Regions from separate parts of the Homo sapiens genome. Here all the other regions are linked to region 1. A link is a contact called in ENCODE Hi-C or POLR2A ChIA-PET data. All regions are on one chromosome and are shown on one strand. The core of a region is the stretch at or near the end of the contact, and the rest is flanking DNA. Distances in the headings are between cores, read along the strand shown. Region 1 overlaps FSTL1 (follistatin like 1). Region 2 holds the start of TMEM39A (transmembrane protein 39A). Region 3 holds the start of ADPRH (ADP-ribosylarginine hydrolase).

Region 1 (3,682 bases), core at 357-2,856:
TGTGTGCTCTTCAAACGGGCCTTTTGTTTTTTCCATTCAGTGAGTCCTTCTGTTCTCTATTATCACTGCAGTGCAAGGGAGGACAGGGAAAAACGGGGACATGACAGCCCAAGGTGGTAGTGACAGCATCTCAGTGGGAAAGTTGTCTGAAAATAAATTGCCCACTGTAGTAATAGCCACTTTCAGTTGTGTGGCAGGCACTGTGCTGCCTGCAGTACATCCCGTTTAATCCTCACAACAACCCTCTAAGAATCAGTACTCCCAGTTTTCACGAGGAAGCTGAGGTTTAAAGAGAGCACCTGGCCCACGACCAGCAAGTAAGGAATAGAGGTGGGATGTGGGTAATTTAAACCTAAATCTCTGACGCACTCTTAACGCACATTCTCCCGACACTTGCTAATTATGCAACTCACACCCCCATCATAATTTCCTTACGTCATCTGGATATGAAAATAAATCAAATATAAACTGCTTTCCCTTTGGGCAGAATTCTAGCTCTGCCACTTTCTAGTTATTTAAGCCTCTGCTCTCTCACCTGTGAAATGGGGCTAGTAATGATGTCTAACTTAAGGAGTTATTGAAGAGCTTAAATCACATATAATAAAAATAGTAGGATGCCGGATATTTATAAATGGGAGTTTAGTTATCAGTGGTTGAAGATACGAGTTGGAATCCTAGCTCCTCTCATTTCTAGCTTTGGAAACTTGGGCAAGTTATCTGACCTTTCTGGTCTTCAATTTCCTCATCTATGGAATAGGGTTAATAATAATATACCTATTCTTGCAGGGTTTCCCTATAAGACAAAATCATGTGTATGAAAACATTTTGTAAATTGTACTATTCAAATATTAGTTGTTATAACTCAAAAGTTATCTGTTTCTTCAAATGGATTTTTGAGAACTATTCCTGAAAAATGACTTGGTTTAATTCAATCCGTTTTTAATACTTACTAAAAACAACAATGTAAGTTAAAAGGAGGTTCCATACATGCCACAGGCTTTTCTGCAAGTAGCTCTATAAGGCATTCCCATGAATAACAGGTTTCATATGCAGCTTGTTTTACAGTTGGTACTTCCACATGTATCTCACTGAATCTCCGCAGGGCAGGGTTGGCATTTACCCCTACTTTATAGATGAGGACATGTGAGCCTTAAAGAATGAAAATTACTAGTTAAGGACAGAGACTAGTGAGTGGAGGTTTGTGGGTGTTTGCCTGTGGAGCTGTGTGCGGGTGTCTTTGAGTGCAGGCATGTGTCTGAGCATGCTTTTTTATGCATTTGTGTGTCCATAACTCATGGGAACAACTCGTCAGCAAAAACCTTTTCCTCTTCCTTTTTCGTGTTGCCTTACATTGTCAGGCACAGTTTCCACAAGAGGGCCCTGCCTGGAGAATATCCTTGATTTTTATCTCCACTCTCTGTTTAGGAAAACAAAAGCTCTCCAATCCCCGCGGACTTCTGGGAATTACTTCCTCTTTCTTCCCCGCCTGCTAGCTTTCTTGAATTCGCCTTAGCAACATTCAAAAAAGAATTGGTTTATCAACAGCATGTGAACCAATGAAATGTGAGCTGAGAACGGCTTCTAGACCAATGGGAGCCCTGCATGACCAGCAAGCTGGCTTGGGACAGAAAATAATGACCTGGAGTTTGCAGAGCAGCCTCTGGGTGGCAGCAGACTAGCTGTATTGGATACAGCACCTCAGCTCGAAAGCCTCTTCTTTCTTTTTGCTTTTTTCCCCTAATCTTGAGTATAAAACATTCACCAACTATAAGAATTGTACTGTTACAAGACTTGTGGGTGTGAGTTCTCTGCATAATGTGGTAGACATGGCCTGGAGGGTGGACTGTCTGGTTCCATCCCTGCCTTACCCCAGCCAGCCCCATGACCCCATCGTGCCTCCTGCAGTCTTTGTTGGTTTTGTCACAGCATCTAGCCCAGTAGCCTTGAGTCTGGAGGTCTTTCGTGATTTTGCCTGCCCAGCCAGTCAGGATGAGAAGCTGGGGAAATCACATTCTCCTTCATGCAACCACCACTACCCCTGGGTTGAGTGGTGAATGAGGTGGGGCTGGCTTTCTGCCACCAGTGAATGGGAGGGAAGGGATGAGCCACCAACAGATCAGTGCCTGTCAATACCCCCACATTCTCAGGTGGCATACACTGAGACCATTCCCTGCCTTGTCAGTTCTGCTGCACACGTCTGAACAGGGGAATGCCTGACTAGCAAATGATTTGAGAATAGTTCTACTTTCAGGCAGCTTCGCCCTCTTAATCTTGAAGACAGTGGCAGACATGGGTAGGGGCTAAATGGGACCATAGCAAAAATAGCGAATCCACGTTTCCAATGGTTTAGCCATCCTTCTTTTGCCCTTTGAGATGATAATGCCTAGAACACCATTCAGTCAGGTTTGGGTCCTTCAGATAGTCATAGTTCTGTACAATGTTTCCATTTCTGCCTGACTTACTCCTCTCACCCTTTAAGAATCAGTTAAGACCTAGTATCTTCAGAAAGTATCCTTTGAAAAATTCTCACCCTCTTCCTCCCCTCCAGCTCCCTGGTGATCCTGTTCTTGCACTTCCTGTGTTGTTTTCCAAATGTCTCTTTCTTTGTGAGTTTCCTCTGAGAGTCATGGAGCTTCCTGAGGACAGGGTCTGTCCTTTGTATCTCCATCTCAGCGTAGTGTTGGCATAAAATTGGTGCTCAACAAGCATTTTTAGAAGAAAGGAAGCATGCAAGAAAGGAACTCTTGCTCTTTGAGAAACATATTAGGGACTCAGAAGTACCTGAACCTGGGCTGAAGCAGTATCTGGGAGTAGGGCACTAGCTGTTGGAGGCAACGTCTCCAACAGCTGTTTAAGACCCAACATCTAGCTGTTTAAGACCATGAGCCATGACTCCAGAGCAAAGCCCAAGCCTGAAAGATAATCTCATTATGGGCTCATTCCATAATGGGTTCATCTCAGTCACACGGTTTCCTTTATGATTGTATGTTTTAGGAAGAGCTAAGGAGCAAATCCAAGATCTGTGCCAATGTGTTTTGTGGAGCCGGCCGGGAATGTGCAGTCACAGAGAAAGGGGAACCCACCTGTCTCTGCATTGAGGTAAGTCCTGATGTCGGGAGCCAGAGGACAGTGGCCAAGGCCAATGTGGTACCTTGCGGAGCCACCCATCAGCAGGCAGTGCCAATGATTTCATTCTCTTTATAAAAGCATTCTTCATCCCCCTGAAAAACGTGGAATTCTTATTCCAGATTCCTGATTTTTAAAGCATGGATATTTTTTCTTTTAAAAAAATTTAGCTTTATAAGATTTTTTAATTAAAAAATAAGAATTGTTTTATATAAGTCAAATAGTACAGACATTTACACAAGCATAAAATTATAATCTTCCCCCATAACCCTTCAATCCCTTAGTCTGAAGTAACCAGCGTTAACAATTTGATACATGTTCCACATGTTTTTCTTTTCTATGTTACTATAAGCATAGGGTTTATATGCTACTGTAGACATAATGGTTCCCCCTATTTTATGCAAAAATGGGATCATGATATGGATATAGATATATACAGTTTGTATTCTTTACTCATTAATTTATCAGGGACAACCCTCTAGATCAGCACATATACTTTTAACTCATTTAACTCATTGTAGTGGCATAATGTTTAGTAATATAAAAGAACTAGATT
Region 2 (3,682 bases), core at 361-2,860, 950 kb after region 1:
GGGACACATGACTGTATTTAAAAATGAAAAAAAAACCAGAATGGTTGTACGAGTACTGGAAGTACAGTTTCTACTGAATGAGTGTTGGTTTTGCACCATCATAAAGTTGAAAAATTGTGAGTCAAACCATCCTAAGTTGGAGACTTGTGTGTATTCCTAAGTGACAGCTCTGTGGTACATTAGGACATTAGGAATATTTGGGAATATTAGCAACTTTACTGGTTTCGATATCAGTCATTCTGGCTCTAAATTCTGGTTCTGGCTCTTATTAGCCAGGCTATTTTCTTTTTTTTCTATTATTATTATTATTATTTTTGAGACAGGGTCTCTCTCTGTTGCCCAGGCTGGAGTGCAGTGGCACAATCTCGGCTCACTGCAAACTTGACCTCCAGGGCTCAAGTGATCCTCCCACCTCAGCCTCCCAAGTAGCTGGGACTACAGGTGTGAGCCACCATGCCCGATTTATTTTTTTACTTTTTTCATAGAGACAAGGTTCCACTATATTGCTCAGGGTGGTCTCAAACTCTTGGGCTCAAGTGATCCTCCTGCCTTGGCCTCCCAGTGTTGGAATTACAGTCATGAGCCACCCTGCCTGGCCAGGCAGGCTATTTTCAACAAGCTACTTAACTTCTCTTAACTTCAGTTTCTTCTGTAAAATAATAACCATAGTAGAAGCTATCAAAATGTGAGATTTAAATGAAATGTGTAAAGCTACTAATCCAGTGCCTGACACAACAAAATTCTTAATAAAGGTTAATCATTCAATCAATACAAACAACTTTCTATTAAGGAGATTAAAATCTCTGGAGTGAAAGATTACACAAATGCTCCTTTTGACACTCTTATCTTCTTCTAATACCAAACTATTGTCAATTCCTGAACTCAAGATGACGTTGCTCACAGATCTTTACCTTTTTATCTGCCACTTCTCCAGGAGGACTGCCATTCTCCCACAAAGCCCCTATGCCTTTGTGGAGTCTTGGCTGAAACCCCAAGCTCTCTGCAAAGCTTTTCTTGGTATTGACATCACCACCATCCCACAGAATTCGTTAGTGTTACATGCTATCTCTGGACCTTGGACACACTTTTAATATTGTAACAAATGGTAATTACTGTATTTTCTTAGTGTCGCCTCTCTTCCACTAGACTCTGAGCTTTTGTGGTATTCGCTTTGTAACCACAGCATCTGTCTAGTTCTTAGCAAACAATAAGCGCAGGGTTGGATGCTGACGCATGACTTCATGACTTGGGCTCCCTCACTTAGCAGTAACGTGACCCTAGGTGACACCTCCTAATCTACACTCATCTGTAAAATGGCGGTGATAACTTGTACATGGTTACTACATGGAGTCCAAGAGACAGCAAGAAGGATCAGTAGCATGGTGCCCGCACCTAGCAGCCGCTAGCTGACTGAGGCCGAAAGAGGAAATGCTTTGGCCAACACTGGCCGGAAGGGGCGGGACCGCGAGTTAAGAGGAGAAGGCGCGCCCCACTGCGCAGGTGCAAATGGTAGGGGTTGTCGTGCCGGCTGATTCCGGGGACGCACTCGCGGCTGGGGCAGACCGCGGTCGCGTAGCTGACGTCATCGCCGTGCGCTGCCACGTCTGCTCAGCTCCGCGGTAATGGAGGCTAGGGATGGGTGCTGAAGTATCAGGCTCTGGCTCTAGCTTTAGCTCTGGCACTGGAACTGCGTCGGAGTCTGGGTCTGAGTCTGGCAGCCCGAAGCCTGGACACCTTTTCTTGATTCTCTAGGCGGGGGCTGCCTGCGTCCAAGCAGCTGGTTTGCAGCGTTCCAACGCTGGGAGGGAGTTCCCTTACCTGGGGTCCAGTCTGTAAAGTTGTCGCCGCTTTCTAGGGACCCCGCCCCACCGGCTGGGACTCTTCCATGCGTGAGTATTACTGAGCTGCCCCAAGGTCCGGCTGTCCTGGACCTGCCTCGGCCCTCTTGGGTGTGCGGCGGAGACTGCTTTGTCTACCTTTCTGCCGACTTCTCTTAGGGACCAGTCTGTTGAAGTTTGTGGTCTCCTGCAGTCCACCACACCGCATACTCTCACCTCTTCCGTCCCAGTTTTTTCCCTGCACTTTTCTTTCCCTTTGCTTGTTAATGGAGCAAGGACCAGCAGCCCCTGCATCCAGCGGTTTGAATGCTTTGTTTGACTTGGGGTTAGTTTACAGCCGAAGGCTGTTAGGAATAGGGAGCATTTGAAAACACGGGTTTTTTCCAGTGTCATCCTTGGGTTTTAGTTGTATTGTTTAGGAAACATTGGTATCCATGTTGACAGAATCATGATTTTTGCCGTAGAATGATGAAAAGAGCTTTTTTTTTTTTTTCCAGTGAGGATCTTTATCTTTTACTTGCTTCTTAATCTTGCAGTTTCAGTAATTTCTGTATGATTTTACACCAGCTTTTCTGGAGCGGGCATCCCCTTGAAGAGTTTCTTTCAATATTTTAACCCTAACATATAGAGATACCACTCGAACAGTTTTACTTTTAAACTGTTAAAAGAACTACTGGTACCCTTTCATTCCACTTCCTCAGTCCTGACAACCTCTGCAGAACAGGGGACACTCCCCCCCCCCGCCCCCCCCCCTTGAAGAAACACACTCAGAAGAACACACTCAGAAGTTAACTTATCCGGATAAGGTCAGATAATATGTGACCATCTGAGCTCACAAGCCATATCCCTTGATAACAAAACCTAATGTTTTATAAAGTGCCAATTCTTCTATATTTCAAGTAGTTTAAGTGTGAAACATTGAGCTGGAAATGTATAAGGTGTGATGTTTCTTGTAAACTTCTATTTGATTATAATATCTTACAGATGATACAAATCAGTTGACAAAAGACACAAATCATCACTTGCCTAAAGCTGAACAGAGCTTAGATCAGAACTTAGGCTTTTGACCCATTAGAGTCTGAGTAGTCCTTTAATTCGAATAACGTAAGTAGTAGACACTGGGAACATTCGTTTGAAAATCTTATTTTGTAAGGCCTGCTTACTCAGTGTTTGTCGTTGTTTTGTTGCCTACTTTAAAAATAGTCTACTGATGTTTAAATGTTTTTGTTGTCGTTCAGAGTTGAAACTGGTTGACAACCATTAACCTGGGTTGCAACTACAGGTGGCACTGGAAGCAGACTGGTTCCTGGACATGCCCGGTGGAAGGAGGGGCCCTAGTCGGCAACAGCTAAGCCGTTCAGCTTTACCTTCTTTGCAGACTTTGGTTGGTGGAGGCTGTGGCAATGGAACAGGCTTGAGAAACAGGTAAAGAAAAAATAAGGCTATATATAATTTTAATGTCCTTTGATCAGTAAGACTAACATAAAAGTCATCATGTCATTCAGATATTTGCTTATTGAGATTTATTCTTGACACTGTGGTAGAAATCCTGCCCTTCAAGACAAAATTCAGAATTCCAAAATACTTTGGAGGTAAAAAGATGTGAAATGGGGCCCACAAAGTGAAAGCAGTCCCATTCTTTATTTTGGCTGATCATCTAAATTCTTGTTATCCCCTTTTTATCTATTAGAAGAAGGGAGAAGTGAATGAAAATACAAGGTAAGTGTGATGGTTTATCTACTTATAAGCATTCTTTTTTTAGAGGGCAAATTATAAGTCAAATTCCATCAAGGATTTTAAATTGTCAAAAAATTGTTTGGTCTTAATAAATGTTAGCTGTTTTT
Region 3 (3,682 bases), core at 677-3,176, 840 kb after region 1:
AACCTCCTGGATTTGTTGTTAGGAATAAATAAATTAAATTTCATAAAGTTGGCTGGACGCGGTGGCTCACGCCTGTAATCTCAGCACTTTGGGAGGCCGAGGTGGGTGGCTCATCTGAGGTCAGGAGATCGAGACCAGCCTGGCCAACAGGGTGAAACCCCATCTCTACTAAAAATACAAAAATTAGCCGGGTATGGTGGTGCATGCCTGTAGTCCCAGCTACTCAGGAGGCTGAGGCAGGAGAATCGCTTGAACCCAGGAGGCAGAGGTTGCAGTGAGCCGAGATTGTGCCACTGCACTCCAGCCTGGGCGACAGACCAAGACTCTGTCTCAAAAAAAAAAAAAAAAAAAAAGTTCTTAGAGTGCTTGGCACATAGTAAGCTTGATTTTTGACATATTTGTATTATTCATATACAACCAGGGAAAATGGGTGTTCTGTTTTAGAACTAGAACATTTTCTCCCCACAACCTTTCCTTCGACAGTAATGTTTAAATATTGTTTCTCTTAGAAATGATCAGCTTCTAGAGAATTCGAATCTCTATTAATAATATACCCACCATGAATGAAATCCCTGGTAAAGCGCTGGCTTCCCTGTTGGTGCATTTCCTAAGAACCCCCCTCTTTCAGCCAATTCCTCAGGGTTCCCTTCTCCCTGTGGCTTTCAGGTCAAAGCCCTCCATCCCATCCAGGCCAATACTTTTATAAGGGTCTGGCAGACTAGCTCATTCTCCCCTCAGGTGAAACTTTTCCCTCCCCTCCACTTATCTAAACCCTATTTACCCAAGGTCTAGTTCAAGTCAGGAGGCTTCCAGAAGTGCTTCTGCAGCTGCACTGCTGTTGGCCATGGAATGCAGGCTGGAGAGCCCCTGGAGAAGGAGTAAACGACGAAGATGGATGCGTTCCACTACCCAGTTACTGGTAATGCTGAGTTTCTGAGCTCACAAAGGATATTTGTAAATGTTATTTACATAGTTTATTATTTACAGTGAAGCCTAGGCACTGAGATTCTGGGCTACTAGACCTGACAGACACCCGGGACAGCGGTTTGCCCATCTGTAAACTGGAGGGGGAAGTGGGGAGGTATAGGCTCTCGGAAGTTCCGTCCTGCGCTGCGATTTTCAGACACTAGGCCAAGACACTCTGCTTCTTGGCCTCGGAGGACTAACTTTAACCCCCCATACCCTCCCTCTCAATGTCCTCATTGTCCTTTCCGTAATTCCTTCTGGCTCCACCCTAATGTGTGCTTCTGTGAATTGCAAGCTGGGATGGGGGAAGAAGACCGGCATCTTTTTTCGGTTGTAAATTCCCTTTAACGTTCGCTTTCAGAACGCTGTAATTACTTAACTCCTCTGAACTTTCACGGGTCACATTCTCGTACCCGAACTATACATTCAGAACTAAGATCTGATCAGCTGCTTCCGGGCCATGCCCGGCTTTGGAAAGAAACGGGGCGGTTGACACGCTCCCACGATTTGCAAGACTGGGAATCCTCATGGTCGGCCACACTCGGAGAGCGCCAGGGGCGGGGGAGGGGAGCGCGGGGCCGAGGGCCGGGATCGCGATACCTGCTGTAGCCTGGACTGGAACGCGCGAGCGACGGGCGTGGCGCGGGCTCCCGGGGCCGGGGAAGAGGCCTTGGCTGCTGCGGGTGGACGAGGGCGCGGGTTGGGGCGGAGCCGGGTCACCGGGTTCCGGGACTGTCCCCAGATAAGCAGGGTGGCGGCGAGGGCCCCCGCACCTGCGCTTGGCCGCGCTGAGTGAGCTAATCTTGGAGCCTCCAAGGCGGCTTCCTGGCACCGCCGCGCCCTTCTGCACCCAAGCGAGAGTGGACGGGACCTCCGTCGCCCGCCCCAAATGCTCTGAAGAGCCCGGAGCCTGGTGCCCGGAATGTGGCGGCACCGGAAAGCCGGCTCTCGCCTGGCTGTGGTCAGTGACTCCCGTGTGGCCCCGGCTGACGCCTTCGCCCGTGCTCACGTCCGACTTTGTAGGACTGTAGTGGACCGGGTGTGCCCAGATGCTTGAAGAGCGTACTGAGTGTGCCGCCCTTGCCAGGGTTCTGGGCCCTCACGCATAAAGTGGGATAATAATATCTGCCTCTTAGAATGGTTGTTAAGGATTCAGTTAGTTAATTTTAACTAGTCATTTATTTGGCAGCAGCGTAGAATTCTTGTATCCTGATCGTAAATAAAAGCAAAGAAAAACGAAGAGTATTTTTGTCTAAATACATTAATCATGTCACTTTTAAAGCAAATCAGAATCACCATATGCAAATATTCTATATATTTCTCCAAAGTTTTAAATTTGCTATGCCTATTTTCTTGCTGTAATGACTAGCCTTGGTCTGAGAGCTTTTTAAAAAATTGATATATAATTTATATATAATGAAATGTCCTTACACCATAATCGAGATATGAAATATTTCCATCACTTTAAAACATTCTCTTGTGGCCTTCCCAGTGAATAACCATCTCCATCTCCAACTCTAGCCTAAGTGACTTTTGAGTGTTTACAAAAATCAAGTTCACCAATAAGGGAGGCAGAGATCACCTCCAACCCCCTACACCCTCTAGCTCTTAGTGAGCTAATCAGCTGCATCTAGAAGCCAAATTGACACTAGGCAGATTAACAAGAGAAAAGTATACAAATTTTATTAATTTTACATGTACATGGGGATGTTAAGAGACTGAATCCTGAAGAAAGTGTCCAAAGCAAGATGCTTTTATACTTTTTAGAAAAAGAGTGATAAATTTAAGAAGAAGTGACAGGACAAAGAAAATCCGGCTAGGGTGGTAAAAAATTTCTAGGGGAGCCCCTAGGAGATATATGGGGGGTGGGGTGTAAAACAGGTGGAAGATAATGGTTACTTTGCAAGAATGTTTACTCCAGTCCAAATGCCACCTCCAGTTCCAAATCTCTGGTGATGAGAGCTATTTTCTCGCTCTGGCGTGGAGAACATACCTCTCCTAGAGGAATCTTTATTGCTGGCTGCATGCAGGAAGAGACAGCTCAGCTCCTGTCAGGGAACCAGGCTCATTTGTCTTTCACACAGTATGCCAATCACTGAGGCGCACAAGTTTTGCAGTAGAGAAAGGGTGTATTCACAAGGCAGCCAAGACAGGAGACTGGAGAACAGGCCTCAAATGTGCCTTTCCAAAGATGGAATTTTAGGAGTGCTTATGGGATAGGGGAGGAAGGTGGTCCAAGGTTCAGAGAAAGATGAGGTAAGGAAAAGTGAGGCAATCGGTAATCTGAGCAAGCATAGTCAATCTTCATGGCTGTTCATAGAACACATGTTCACAAAATCGTGACGTTAGCATGATCTGAGAGTGGAGTTTTGGGCCTTCTGATGTCAAAAGGTCACCCATTGGACACTCACGCAGGCCAAGATGAAGGGCTGGTGGCTTGAACTGGACAAGAACTGACTCTAAGTTCCTGAAAAATAACTTAAGCAATATTTTCCATGGTGTCCTATCAGAGAAGTTATCTATAAGGAGGCAAGTGGAATTTAGTTATGTATCGTCTAGCTACATGACTTTTAGCTATGCAGGTTTTAAAATCGACTAGAAGCAAGTGACCAAAAGCAAGCAAGGCAAATTAAGTGTCAGGCCTAATCAGGTCAGCCCTCAGTTTTACCCTTTCTGAAACTATAATTTCTCTAATGTTTTCAACTCAAAGTAATCA

Evidence for each region. Hi-C counts contacts between places; a loop is a spot of excess contacts on that map. ChIA-PET counts read pairs that join two places held with the same protein, here RNA polymerase II (POLR2A). Pooled maps may share reads with other maps.
Region 2: a pooled map shows a loop between it and region 1 (5-fold over the local background). The contact joins the promoter of TMEM39A here to the enhancer-like site in region 1. A Hi-C loop is called at or near these places in 9 of 50 pooled maps.
Region 3: a loop to region 1 is called in a pooled map, with 4 times the contacts of the local background. The contact joins the promoter of ADPRH here to the enhancer-like site in region 1. A Hi-C loop is called at or near these places in 1 of 168 maps with a recorded cell type or tissue (Right ventricle myocardium inferior) and 3 of 50 pooled maps. POLR2A ChIA-PET finds 5 or more read pairs at or near these places in 1 of 52 experiments (Panc1).

The regions. Positions count from the first base shown.
Region 1 is chr3:120,415,340-120,419,021 of GRCh38, reverse strand. FSTL1 (follistatin like 1) reads left to right here. Exons shown (of 11, transcript NM_007085.5): 3 at 2,995-3,099. It overlaps LOC124900546 (a long non-coding RNA gene), which reads left to right. Exons shown (of 2, transcript XR_007096030.1): 2 at 1-1,785. It also overlaps the pseudogene BTNL12P. Among named protein-coding and RNA genes, the nearest start is that of MIR198, 21 kb to the right of the region's middle. RefSeq lists an enhancer at 1,751-1,920. Within about 2 kb of position 1,606, at least 11 of the 41 ENCODE cell types and tissues checked have a DNase peak (open chromatin) inside an H3K27ac peak, as active enhancers do.
Region 2 is chr3:119,461,543-119,465,224 of GRCh38, reverse strand. It overlaps TMEM39A (transmembrane protein 39A), which reads left to right and starts at 1,610. Exons shown (of 9, transcript NM_018266.3): 1 at 1,610-1,889; 2 at 3,077-3,263. The coding sequence starts at 3,151. RefSeq lists enhancers at 1,360-1,419, 1,450-1,939.
Region 3 is chr3:119,577,736-119,581,417 of GRCh38, reverse strand. ADPRH (ADP-ribosylarginine hydrolase) reads right to left here and starts at 1,926. Exons shown (of 5, transcript NM_001125.4): 1 at 1,567-1,926; 2 at 782-867. RefSeq lists enhancers at 777-996, 1,937-2,036, 1,821-2,322 and a silencer at 1,617-1,756.